2 separate regions of the Homo sapiens genome follow, and region 1 is linked to region 2. A link is an interaction called in ENCODE POLR2A ChIA-PET data of the cell type or tissue named here. Cell type or tissue: Panc1. All regions are shown on one strand. Links, peaks and the distances in the headings refer to the core of each region. The heading gives the core; the rest is flanking DNA.

Region 1 (6,339 bases), core at 792-5,791, 150 kb before region 2:
CACAGAGTGGGGATAGCTGATGGGAGTTGTTTCAGTGGTTTAGGCTGACTTGGTGATTCTAGGTATGCCTTAGGCCAGTGGCTGCTGCTTCTTCTGTACATGAATGTCATGAATGTCTGAGTAGGGAGTGAGAGGTTCATGTAAACCTTTTATGTTGTAGGCCCAGCTGTGTGGCCATGGGAGGGTGCTTGGCATGATTAGGATGGAAAACTTTTTTGCCTACACTGATCATGCCAGAGCGATTTAATATTTCAATAAGAATTTAAGGGATAGACTCATCTTGGAGTCGTCGTCTTGGCCTGTTTTCTCACCAGTGTTTTGGGTGTTTGTCCAAGAGAACTTAAGAGTTCTTAACTGAGTATTTTGGGCCTGTGGGGGTCAGGAGAACAGCATGTTTTACCTCTACTGAAGGTAGGAGCTACCTTGGCATTTGGGGTGAAGAGATGTGTGGGGTTTCTTAGTGTAGGGGATGGTCGTGGAGCCTGGGAGACCTAGATGGCTCAGTTCTTCTAATTTGTTGAGCCTTGGTGCATCCCTCTCTTGGGGTGATGATAATGGTGCCACCTCAGAGGGCTGTTGAAGATGTGAGATGCATATAGAACACAGCATCTGGCTCGCTGTGAGCTCTCTGGAGAGGTTAGCCATTGAGATGGTTTGGCTGTGTCCCCACCCAAATCTCATCTTGAACTGTAGTTCCCATAATCCCCATGTGGAAGGGACCTGGTGGGAGGTAGTTGAATCATGGGGGTAGTTACCTCCATGCTGTTCTCGTGATAGTGAGTTCTCATGAGATTTGATGGTTCTATAAGGGGCCTTTCCCACCCTTTGCTCTGCACTTCTCCTTGCTGCCAGCATGTGAAGAAGGACATGTTTGCTTCTCCTTCCATCATGATTGTAAGTTTCCTGAGGCCTCCTCAGCCCTGCGGAACTGTGAGTCAATTAAACCTCTTCTTTTATAAATGACCCAGTCTTAGGTATGTCTTTTTTAGCAGCATGAGAACGGACTACTACAGCCATGATCACTAGCTGAGTGTGCTGCTGGGGTCACCTGCTGTACTCCTGCAGACCTCAATCTTTACAGAGTAGAAAAATGAAGCCTGATATCCTCATGGGCTCTTTTTGTATATCAGAATCTCCGTCATCTCCCACCCACCAAATTGGTTTGGAGCAAGCAACCTGACATAAGGAGTATGACCTTCACAAAGTCATGTTGTGTAAGTAGCAGTTTCCCAAACTAGGCAGTGTAAGTGAGAGCTCTAAACCACTTAGTGGATGAGGGTATACTGATTTTAATTTTTAAAAGTTGAGTTATTATTGGAACATGAAAGAAAGCCTATTTCGCAGAATCAGCCAGTGAGGCATTCCTTCTTTTGTCAGGATCTTGTAGTTGCTATGTCAATTAATCTGCTTTCTATTTAGGCCATTGAAATAAAGTTATATCTAAAACCTTGAAGTAAGGTACAAAAAGTCTACAGCTTCCTGGAACACAGCCTAGACGCTGGAGTTAAACAAAAATGGACACAGGGGTCTTAAGACCCCCCAGTAGAATATGCAACACTGCTAGGGTGCCTTGAAGATCCTTTCAGGTTTGTCTTCTTTTTTATCTCTTTATTTTCCTTTTTTTTTTTGAGACGGGGTTTCTATTCTGTCGCCCAGGCTGGAGTGTAGTGGTGCACTCTCAGCTCACTACAACCTCCACTTCCTGGGCTCAAGCAATCCTCTTGCTTCAGCCTCCCAAGTAGCTGAGACTACAGGCATGCACCACCACGCCCAGCTAATTTTTGTATTTTTAGTAGAGGTGGGGTTTCACCATGTTGGCCAGGTTGGTCTCAAACTCCTGAGCTCAGGTGGTCCGCCCACCTCAGCCTCCTAAACTGCTGGGATTACAGGCGTGAGCCACCGTGCCCTGCCCCTTTCAGAATCTTCTGAGAATTGTCTTACTGTAATATTCCTTACACATTTGGTTACCGACCTTCCCAGTACGTCATTGGAGAAAGCAAAGGCAAAAGGGGGAAGGAGAGAAGTAACATTTGTTAAATGCTAACTGTGTGCCAACCACTTGACATGGTGCATGTTATCCCCATTTTACAGATGGGAACGTAGAGGCTGAGGGAGGTAAAGTAACTTGATTAAGTTTACCCTGCTATGAAGTAATGGAGTTGGGATTTGAACCACTAAGGAACACACTCAGGTATTGTTAAGTAAAAAAAAAAGGGATAATGATTGAGCACACTGGCTTACGCCTGTAATCCTAACACTTTGGGAGATTGAGGTGGGTGGATTGCTTCAGCCCAGGAGTTCAAGTCCAGCCTGGGCCATCTGGCAAATCCCTGTCTCAAAAAAAAAAAAAAAAATACAAAAATTAGCTGGAGGTGGTGGTACACACCTGTAGTCCCAGCTACTCAGGAGGCTGAGGCAGGAGGATCAATTGAGCCTGGGAAGTTGAGGCTGCACGGAGCCATGATCATGTTATTGCACTCCAGCCTGGATGACGGAACTACGATAACAACAACAAAACAAAACACATGATGAATACGCACTGAAAGATCAAATTAGATTCTCTACCTCCGTTGAAGAAGGTAAAAAAGTATATAGTAGAATCCCTCAGAAATATGAATGGTTAGAATTATTTTTAAAGTTTTGTAAATGTGGGGCAAATTTCTATTTTCTGGAAAATTCTTCTGGTGGAACACCTTGCTCTCTAAAAGTGCCAGATAAATGAGATTCCGCTTGATTTGAGAGCTAAGTTCTATGTCCAGTTCTTCCTTGCTGTTATTAAGCAGCAAAGAGAGACCCATGGTTGCACACTGGGAGGCTTTTCTCTTTATCGTTACTGTGTTTATAGACCCGACTCCATCGGGGGTGCTTTTAAGTAAGTAATTATTTTGGGGCATTGTTGCTCTTTTTCGTTCAGTGCGTAAGTATCACTCTCTACTGCTTTCTGATCTTTTTACTTTTATTTTTATTTTTATTTTTTAGTACTTCCAAGTGAGAAGGGATGTGGCCTCCCAGCTGGTGTTTGTCAGGGTTACATGGTACATGTGCAGGAAGGGCCACATCAGCAGGCCTTGAGTAATCCATCCGCAGTCTCGAAGGATGAATCATTCATGAAAGCAGTTTTCCATCCCGCTCACTGGATGCAAGCCTTTCTTGCAAAGTTGATTTCTTTTGCAAAATTAACCTTTGCTTTCTGCTCCTTGCCCACACAGCTTTTGAAATAGGAAGCCCACAGAGTTGTGTTGTTTTTTTCTAAGTAAGTCTAACGGACTGGGCATTTGTAACTTCAATTATTACGCAAGGTATTGAATTCCGCCTATGAAATCTATGAAGGTCATTGCCCGTGGACTTAGAAGTGCCTAGCAGAGTTGAATGGTATGTGGGCTGTGTGTGTATGATCCATATGGCTGAAGTCGTGGTTCTTACTATTACTATATGATTATGTATATTTTAAAAATAGCTCCTTCAGATTTTAACTAGTTTTAAAACTCAAAGTATGTGAAAGGGTTTGCATTTGATAGAGGGGGGAAAAGGCATACTTAATATCCAGGGTTGATAAGCGAAGGCGTGCCACCTCCTGTAAGTCCACCCCTTTCATCCTTTACCCCCATTTCTCACACTACTTTTTTGGTGTTTTGTGCGTTTTTATTTTTTCCGAATTGCAGCAGTGCAGACAGGGAGAAGAACTAAAATCACTCTATAGCTGGCCTCTGCTGCTCATTACGTTTTAGTGGGATAAAACCTTGTCTTGCCCTCCTAGTTGGAGAACCAGCTGAATTGCACCTTTGAATGTTGCTGGGTTTTGTGCCAACCTGCCAGCTGATGGGGCAGACCAGCAGCTTAGTGTCTCCTTTGCTGTGGAAGCAGAACTGCGTCCCCATTATTTGACAGGCAGGAAACGGTAAGGCTAGCAAAGCGGGGACTGAAGACTTCAGGTGTCCCAGCTCCTACCCCAGAGGTTGGTCGCAGACACAGGTTTATAAAACATCAGTATGTGGAGCCACCTTCTCTGAGGTTGTCTTGTTGTGTCTGTTTCTTCCTTAGAAAAGCACATCCCAGATGGGCATGATGGCTCACGCCTGTAATCCCAGCACTTTGGGAGGTTGAGGCGGGTGGATCATTTGAGCCCAGGAGTTGGAGACCAGCCTGGGCGACAAGGCAAAACCCCATCTCTACAAAAAATACAAAGATTAGCCGGGTGTGATAGTACACGCCTGTAGTTCCAGCTACTCAGGGGAATGAGGCAGGAGAATTGCTTGAGCCCAGGAATTCGAGGCTGCGGTACGCTATGTTCACGTCACTGCACTCCAGGCTGGGTGAAAAAATGAGACCCCATCTCAAAAAAAAAAAAAAAAAAGAAAAGAAAATCACATCCCAATCCTAATACTTTTAAAAGTTCATGTGCCAAATTTAATATTCAAGTTGCTAACATGTTATCTGTATGTAAAAAAACCTGTTCTTCTAACCAGACTTCTTCCAGACTTGTTTTGATCAGTCTCAACCAGCATATGTCATTGGCACATTTAAGCACAGGTATGTAATTTTTAGCAATAGTGAGATGTTCTATAGTGGAGTGCCCGTGTCACCTGAGTTGTGGTGAACAGTTTCAAATATCCTTCATTTTCCAGTATTCAAAAATGAGGAAATGACCTCAGATTTCAGTGCTATGATAATTCCCCTAGTTATCTCCTAATTCTGTGCTTATTTTGTGTTGCAGCAAGTGAAGCTCAGAGAGCTCGCGTGCTAGGTAGGCACTAAGTGGTAAAAATGATGTAACATTTTCTGGGGAAATGTATCCAAAGATCAATTTGTAATAGAAAAACAGTATTCACTGGGCACTTAGGTTTATATTATGATAGCAGATACTTGAGAACCTTCTTGGCATAGAGGCATTCTGTGGGTTTCATGGTGGCCCATGAGTTAATTGGCAGCTGGAGTGTGAAGTAATTGAAATAATTGACCCCTGAGATAATGGGTGTATAGGCACTGGGGTTCCTAACTATCGAGGAGGAGACTGGGGTTCCTAACTACCGAGGAGGAGACTGGGGTTCCTAACTACCGAGGAGGAGACTGGGGTTCCTAACTACCGAGCATGCTTCTATGGGATGTCATTGAGGTGTTTCCTGTTTCCGTGAACAGTGTCTAGTTTTTTCTTTTTTGACCCTCTATTTTCATCACTTCTAAGATGAGACCTTGGTTGTGGGCAGAGGGTGTGTGATATATTCTTTTAAACGTCGGGTCTGCTTCCCTCTGTTTGAACTCAAGTTGGACAGACAAATCCCTTCATGGATGGAAGCTGGCTGGTGCTCTGCGGTTTCTGAGATCAGTGCACAAGGCCAAACCCAGTTTGTCAATAACAGCTTCTTCCTCATTGTTTTATGTTTCTAATGAAACAGCTCCTATTTTGTAGTACACAAAGGGGAAATGTGAGGCTGGAAAGCAACATAGGATTCTTCATTCCAGACAGCAGCCAGTGGGCCCGCTCATGAAAAGTTGATGGTTGTGCTTAATGAGAGAAGAAAAAAGGCATCTAATAGCTAAAGTTTGCCTTAACATAATAATTACTTCCCATGTAGCAGTTCCATTTTTCTAATACTTGAATGTCTTATTGTATAAGAAAGCAAGGTACTTATTTATTTTTACAACCTTACATCTAGTTTCTGTGAACGTTTTCATTGTATAAATTTGTTTCTTTCTCAAAATAGATAAAAGACACCAACCATCTTTTTTAATCTACTGAAGCACATGAATAGTGCTTATGTCCATTTTAGGATACTTTTTTGTAAGCCATGATATAGGTCTTCCCCACCAATGGTGGCAGCTTCTTTAGAGGCAATTTACAAAAACACGAACACCCCTACCTCCCACCTATGGTTTTTGCTTTCTATAAAAATGTTGAATATGTCATAGCTAAGAGGAATGAAATGTCCTCCTGCAGAGAATAAGAATCTCTTATTAAAAGTAGCCCAGAAGTTTACTGTTGGTGCTTAGAAAATAATTGAAGGATGTGGAAGAAGAATTACAAAGACATGCACACACATGCACGTGCACACATGCAAACACACACACACACACACACACACACACACACACACACACATTTATGAGTCACTGACTGGCAATCATAATAAATTATTTCCCCAGAATCAATTGTAAGCCTGCAGACTCCAGAGAGGTTGGCTTACCCGGCCTGGAGCAGTGCTGGGTGGAGTTGTTTACTCTCCTGTGGCAGCCTTAGGGCTCTTGAGGTATATGTGCGCTCTTAGTCCTCTGTTATCTTCTGTCACCGGGAGACAGGCAACATGTGCACCAGAAACTGCTGCCATGCCTGTCGCCCTGTAT
Region 2 (6,339 bases), core at 492-5,491:
TACAAATTGACCCCCTTTTAGGGTTCTCTTGTTTGCTAGGACAGCTCGCAGAACTCAGGAATGCACGTTACTTACATTTACCAGTTTATTATCAAGGATATTACAAAGGATACAAATGAACAGCCAGGTGGAGGAGATGCACAGGGCAAGGGATGTGAGGAGGGGCCCAGAGCTTCCATGGCCTCCCCGGACCCACCATCAACAGAGCTTTCTGAACCCTGAAGTCCAGAGACTTTTATGGAGGCCTTCTCACACAGGCATGACTGATGATTCACTCCATCTCCAGACCCTCACCCCTTCCTGGAGACTGGGGAGCAGTAGAGCTAAAAGTTTCAAGCTTCTAGTCATGGCTTGGTCTTTCCAGTGACCAGCCTGTATCCAGGAACCCACCCAGAGTCACCCCATGATAACAAAAGACACTCCCATCACCCAGGAAATTCCAAGGGATTAGCTCTGTTTCAGGATGTTGGAAATGAGTGCTTGAGTCGCAAAGGAAATAACACTCGAACAGAAAATATCTCAGCAAAGCAAATTTACTTCTGCAGAAGGGTGCTTCCTGTTTCAGTCACGATCGCAAGAGCACACCGAACAAGGGAAGGAAGGGGTTTTTAACCCTAACTCAGTTCCTGTCTCTGTGTCCTTCCCCTATTGATTGGGGTTGGACTGCACAACCTAAGATCTAAGCTGACCCGACTGGCTACTGTTTGAAATTGCGGAGGGCTAGTTGGGTGGGAAAGGAGAGACTGTCCATTACAGTACAAGGCATGTCAGGGTGCAGCAAGAGCAGGAAGGGTGGTTTAAATACTAGAAACGAGAGTACAAGGAAGTTGGGCTTCAGAACAAAGAACAAGGACATTACAAGTTAAACCCTTTGAAGAGGAATTTTATCATCCCTGACAAGGAACTGGGGTCAAAGACCAAATATTAGAACAAAAAAGTCTCCTAACATCCCTGTTGCTCAGGAATTACAAAGATTTTAGAATCTCTGGGCCACGAACTGGGGGAGGAGTCCAAGTGAATATTTCTTATTATATCCCAGTATTGCTTTATTTTTGTTATAGATTTATCAAGATACAATTCATGTACCCATAAGCTTCACCCATTTAAAGTGTATAGCTCAGTGATTTTTTGTGTATGCCTAGAGTTGTACAAATGCTACCATAATCTAATTTTAGGATATATTCATCACCCCTAAAAGAAACTCTATACTTACTAGTAGTCATCTCCCTTTTCCCCATTATCCCGACCCTTGGCAACCACTAATCTACTTTTTGTCTCTATGGATTTGTCTATTCTGGACACTTCACATAAATGGAATAATACAGTAAATGGCCTTTTGTAACTGGCTTCTTGTATTGTGTTTTCAGGGTTCATCCATGTTGTAGCATGTCATAGTGCTTCATTGTTTTAATGGCCTAATAATACTCCATTGTATGGGTGTACCACATTTTGGTTATCCATCATCAGTTGATGGACATTTAGGTTGTCTCTACATTTTGGCTATTGTGAATAATTCTGCCATGAACATTACAGGTTTCATGTGGACACATGTTTTTTGTTTTCTTGGGTCTGTACCTAGGGGTAGAATTGCAGGGTCACATGTATTAAGCATTTTGAAGAACTGGCAGTTTTCTGAAGTGGTTACACCATTTTATGGTTCCTCTAGCAATGAGTTGAGGGTTCTGATTTCTCCACATCATTGCCAACATTCATAGTTACAGATCTTCTTGATTCTAGCCATCCTCATGGATGCAAAGTGGTACCTCATTGTGGTTTTGATTTGCGTTTCCCTATGGCTAATGATGTTGAACATGTTTTTATGTGTTTATTGGTCATTATATATCTTCTTTGGAGAGCATGTATTCAAATCCTTGGTGCATTTTTATAATGGATTTATTTATCTTACCATTGATGGGAAAAACACTTGTTTTATTTTACACATATCTCACTTTGTGAGTAAAAAAAAAAAAAAAGATTGGAGGCCAGATTCAGTGGCTCATGCCTGTAATCCCAGCACTTTGAGAGGTCACAGTAGGCAGATCACCTGAGGTCAAGAGTTTGAAACCAGCCTGGTCAACATGGTAAAACCCTGTCTCTACTAAAAATACAAAAATTAGCTGGGCATGGTGGCAGGCGCCTGTAATCCCAGCTATTTGGGAGGCTGAGGCAGGAGAATTGCTTGAACCCAGGAGATGGAGGTTGCAGTGAGCCAAGACCACACCATTGCGCTCCAGCCTGGGCAACAAGAGCGAAAATCTGTCTCAAAAAAAAAAAAAAAAAAAAGACTGGAAAAAATAACAAATATTTTAAACACCCAAGAGACATTATTAACAGTTTGATTGACTTATAGTTCCATGTAACCTAATTTTAGGGCTCATTCTGGTAGTGGAAGAAACCTGACATTGGTAATATATAAATAGAGTGCACACACAGAATCCTGAATCCTTTTAATGCCTATTAGGATGGGTGCTAAGCCTGCTGGGAGAATACTGAGTTAGTGGAGATAACTGATTTACATTGAGAACGTTCTGATATTTGTGATTTTCTCATACTATATAAATTAGAGATTCATATGTGCAATTGAGAATATTTCACTGATTCTGTTGGAGGTTTTTTTTTTTTTGTCTTTAGCTAAGTTGTATGGAAACTCAAGAGATAAGTACCTCATTTGTGGTATTGTGAATTTTTCCAGGGGAAGAAAACCTTTTTTCTCTTACAAACAGTTGAAGAAAATTATCTTTTCTGTTTTTAAATTATCATAATTGGGTTTCTCCATCACAGATTTGTCAAACTATAGAGTATGTATAAAGTCATGTTTATTCATTTGATATTCTCAACATAAGTATTCTAAACTTGATTATGTTAATTCAGAAGAATAGAACATTAAGCTTAGAATTAGGCAAATATATACAAGTTGCAATTGTGTACAGGGATTGCTTATATTTCCAGGATAAAATCAAATCTTATCCCCAAATCTAATTAGCAGCTGTTCATTGGTGTATTTGACATACAGCAGCCGACTTTTCTCACCTCAATAAACCACTACATCATCAACAGATGCAGCGGAGCCTTGACCGCTAATTAGAGTTCTCTGCCAGAATCCTAGAGCCTGATGTTGGCTCTGTGAAGAGTTGAGTCAAGGACATCCCAGCAGTGGTTTTTGGAGGAAGGAAAATTAGAGGTTAAATGCATAGCCGTCTACACAAGAGAGATGGTTATTTTTTTAGATGCACAGAAGTGGATCTCAGCATTATAAATACTTTTATTAATCAGTGCTCTTTGCTACTTTAAATCTGTTTCCAGACTCCACTAGTTTCCTAAAGCTGCTGCAGCCAATTACCAAACTCGTTTTCTTAAAACAACGGAAATTTATTCCCTCACAATTCTGAGGCTAGAAGTCCAAAAGACACCCATCAAGGTGTCTCCAGGCCATGCTTTGTGCGAGGCTCTAGGGAAGAATCCTTCCTTGCCTCTTCCTGGCTTCTGGGGCCTCCCAGCAACCCCTGTGTTCCCCAGCTTGCAGCTACATCACTCCAATCTCTGCCTCCGATTCACATGGCCATCTCCTCTCTGTGTATCTTTGTGTGTGTGTCCTTTTCCTTCTTGTAAGGACACCAGTCATTGGATTTAGGGCCCACCTTAATCCAGTATGACTTCATCCTTTTTTTTTTTTTTTTTTTTTTTTTTGAGACAGAGTCTTGCTCTGTCACCCAAGCTGTAGTGGCACGATCTCTGCTCACTGTAACCTTCACCTCCCAGATTGAAGGGATTCTTGTGCCTCAGCCTCCCTAGTAGCTAGGACTACAGGTGTGCACCATCACACCCAGCTAATTTTTGTATTTTTGTATTTTCAGTAGAGATGGGGTTTCACCAAGATGGCCAGGCTTGTCTTGAACTCCTGGCTTCAAGTGATCTGTGTGCCTTGGCCTCCCCGAGTGCTGGGATTACAGGCATGAGCCACCATGCCCAGCTGACCTCATCTTAACTTAACTAAATTGCACCTGCAGAGACCCTATTTCCAAATAATATCACTCTCTCCGATTCCAGCTGGACGTGAAGTGGAGGGGCAGGGGGTTGGGAGGATGGGACACAGAAACCTGGCCACTCCATTTTTGAGGTACATTTTTAATGATTGTAGATTTTCATGTATGCTACCTATCAAACAAGATAACGACATCTCACAGATTTGGGGGCGTATGTTTGTATATTTCCGGAAGGACTCTAAAAATCCAGATGGAAATTGATATTTTTGAGGCATCTACCACACGTGAGGCAGTTTTGCATCAATTATCTCCTTTAATTCTGTGAAGTTACTTTCTATTTATTCTGGTTCCTCATATAATTGCAATTTGCTGAATTTGTTGGTGAGTTCTTAAAAATGTTACCGTTTCCTACCTGTTACCATATCTGTGTTTATCTCATGCCAAATATATAAATAACTCTTCCTCAGCCACTTAACAGCTAAATTTGGGAGAGATTCTGAAACTACATGGGCCTCAGTTTCCTCATCTGTAAAAGGGGGCCAGCAATTCATCATTAACCTTGTGACATTGTGGTGGCTGGCAAATACCGTGTCAAACAGGAAGTGTTCCACAAGTGGCAGTTCCTCGTTATGCTTTTCTTAAAGCTCTTTTGGAGGTGTGCACAAATTCTTATTCTTTTTGTGCTTACTGCCAAAAAGGGTTTAGGGATACATGTGTCGTACCATCCCATTTTCCAGTAGAGACATTGTAATTCATGGGCATATCAGTTAAGAATTGGATGCAGCTGTATACAGTACAAAAATTCCAAATAACAGCAGACTGAATGAGAATGTTTATTTTTCCCTCATGTGAAAGGAGTAGGGAGGGGGTGGGCCAGGGCTTCAGAGCAGTTCCACAGTCATCAGGAACCAGGCTTCTGTGTCTCTGTTGTACCATACAAGCCCAGGGCTTCCATGCACAGTCCCCTCTGACCCCAAATGGCTGTGTAGCTCCAGCCCTCGCGTTTGTGATGCATGCTACCAACATGTAAAAGGACAACCAGGATGCCTCTCCCAGCTGAGTGGCCTCCCTCTAGGCAGCTTTTCAGGAAGTTTCCACATAACACTTCCACTAATATCTCATTTGTTCAGTGACCATGTTTAGCTGCAAAGAAGGGGAAAAATGTTTTCTTCTGTTTCAGGCCTCGGTGTGCCCAGCTCAAATGAGGGTTCTCTTATGAAGGAGGGAGGGGAGTGGATGTCGGGGTGGGTAGCCAGCATTCTGTGCTGTAATGGGATTGTATTCTGTAGGGCTCTGAAGATAGCACTTGGGGATTGAGGAGTCTGGTCTGGGAAGTGAACCTTGTATGTAGCTCTGGATCTAGGGTTCTAAACATCCTGCTTTAGAACTACAGCCTTGTAAGTGATTTTTGAAACAACTCATTCATAGGCAGAGAACTGTCTATCCTTCAAGCCTGAGAGAAAATGAATAATTTACCTCTCCATTTTGATCACCTGCCACTGTAGCATTGGTCCTTCCAGGCCTGCGTGTGCCCTGGGAGGGTGAAACAAAGCTTTGCCAGAGGTGCCTCCACTGTAAAGCAAACCCACAGATAGTAACTGTTGAAACCAGCACATCCCTGTGCAGTGAAAAGGGCATTCCGTCGGCAGTCACCACCTTGGGCCTGGTCAGGGTTTCAGTGAAATCCCTTTCCTTATGTTCTGCTGGCATTGAACATAAGGGAAGGGATTTCACTGAAATGTTGAATGTTCAAATCCAAGCAGCTTCAAGGAATCCCCCCAGCTCCCTTGCTGTCAGGACAGGAGGTGGATCTCTGGGACCTCTTGAAACTGCTTGGAATTGGAACATTCATTGCTTTTCTCTAGACCCAGAACTAAGGCAGCTTTGCTCAATGCCTTGCTCAGCCATTTCGCCAAGTGAGGTTTTATGCAATGTTACTCGTCACTACTCTGAATCCCAGTTTCAGATTGCAGGACAAACAGACGCCTTTTTAATCATTGATGCCCCTTCCTAAGGGCCCAATCAGAAAGTCTGACTGGGCCCTAGCAAATCATTCCTTGCCAAATGTACATGAATGCCAGTTCTAGGAAGAATGAAATAGTAAAAATTTGTAGAAATCAACATGTCATGTGGAATTAGCTTAGCACATTCCAGTGGCTCTAGGGGTCCTTGTCCCCCACTCTCGCCTTATAATAAATATAGAAAGAACATTGTCCATTCAACCCTAAGACTTGGATTCTGGCTGTGCCATGACACCTGGTAGCTGAATGTCTTTGAGCTCATCTTTCCTCACGTAGATGATGAGTGAGGTGCAATGGTGAAGGCCCTCTGTGGCTTTGTGATTTGTTTACTTGAT

What was found. Peaks named below come from ENCODE experiments on the same cell type or tissue, not always from the same donor. Only the 100,000 strongest peaks of a DNase experiment are listed, where the experiment ranks them.
Region 1: POLR2A ChIA-PET joins it to region 2 with 11 read pairs; 2 of 35 experiments call an interaction of 5 or more read pairs at or near these places.

The regions. Positions count from the first base shown.
Region 1 is chr17:66,456,870-66,463,208 of GRCh38, forward strand. All of the region lies in intron 2 of PRKCA (protein kinase C alpha), which reads left to right. Among named protein-coding and RNA genes, the nearest start is that of PRKCA-AS1, 43 kb to the left of the region's middle. RefSeq lists a silencer at 6,182-6,339. In Panc1, for the core only: no CTCF peak of the experiment used is centred there; a DNase peak (open chromatin) is centred at 3,092; H3K27ac peaks cover 4,220 bases.
Region 2 is chr17:66,610,119-66,616,457 of GRCh38, forward strand. The region is part of intron 3 of PRKCA (protein kinase C alpha); the gene reads left to right. Among named protein-coding and RNA genes, the nearest start is that of MIR634, 170 kb to the right of the region's middle. In Panc1, for the core only: no CTCF peak of the experiment used is centred there; no DNase peak of the experiment used is centred there.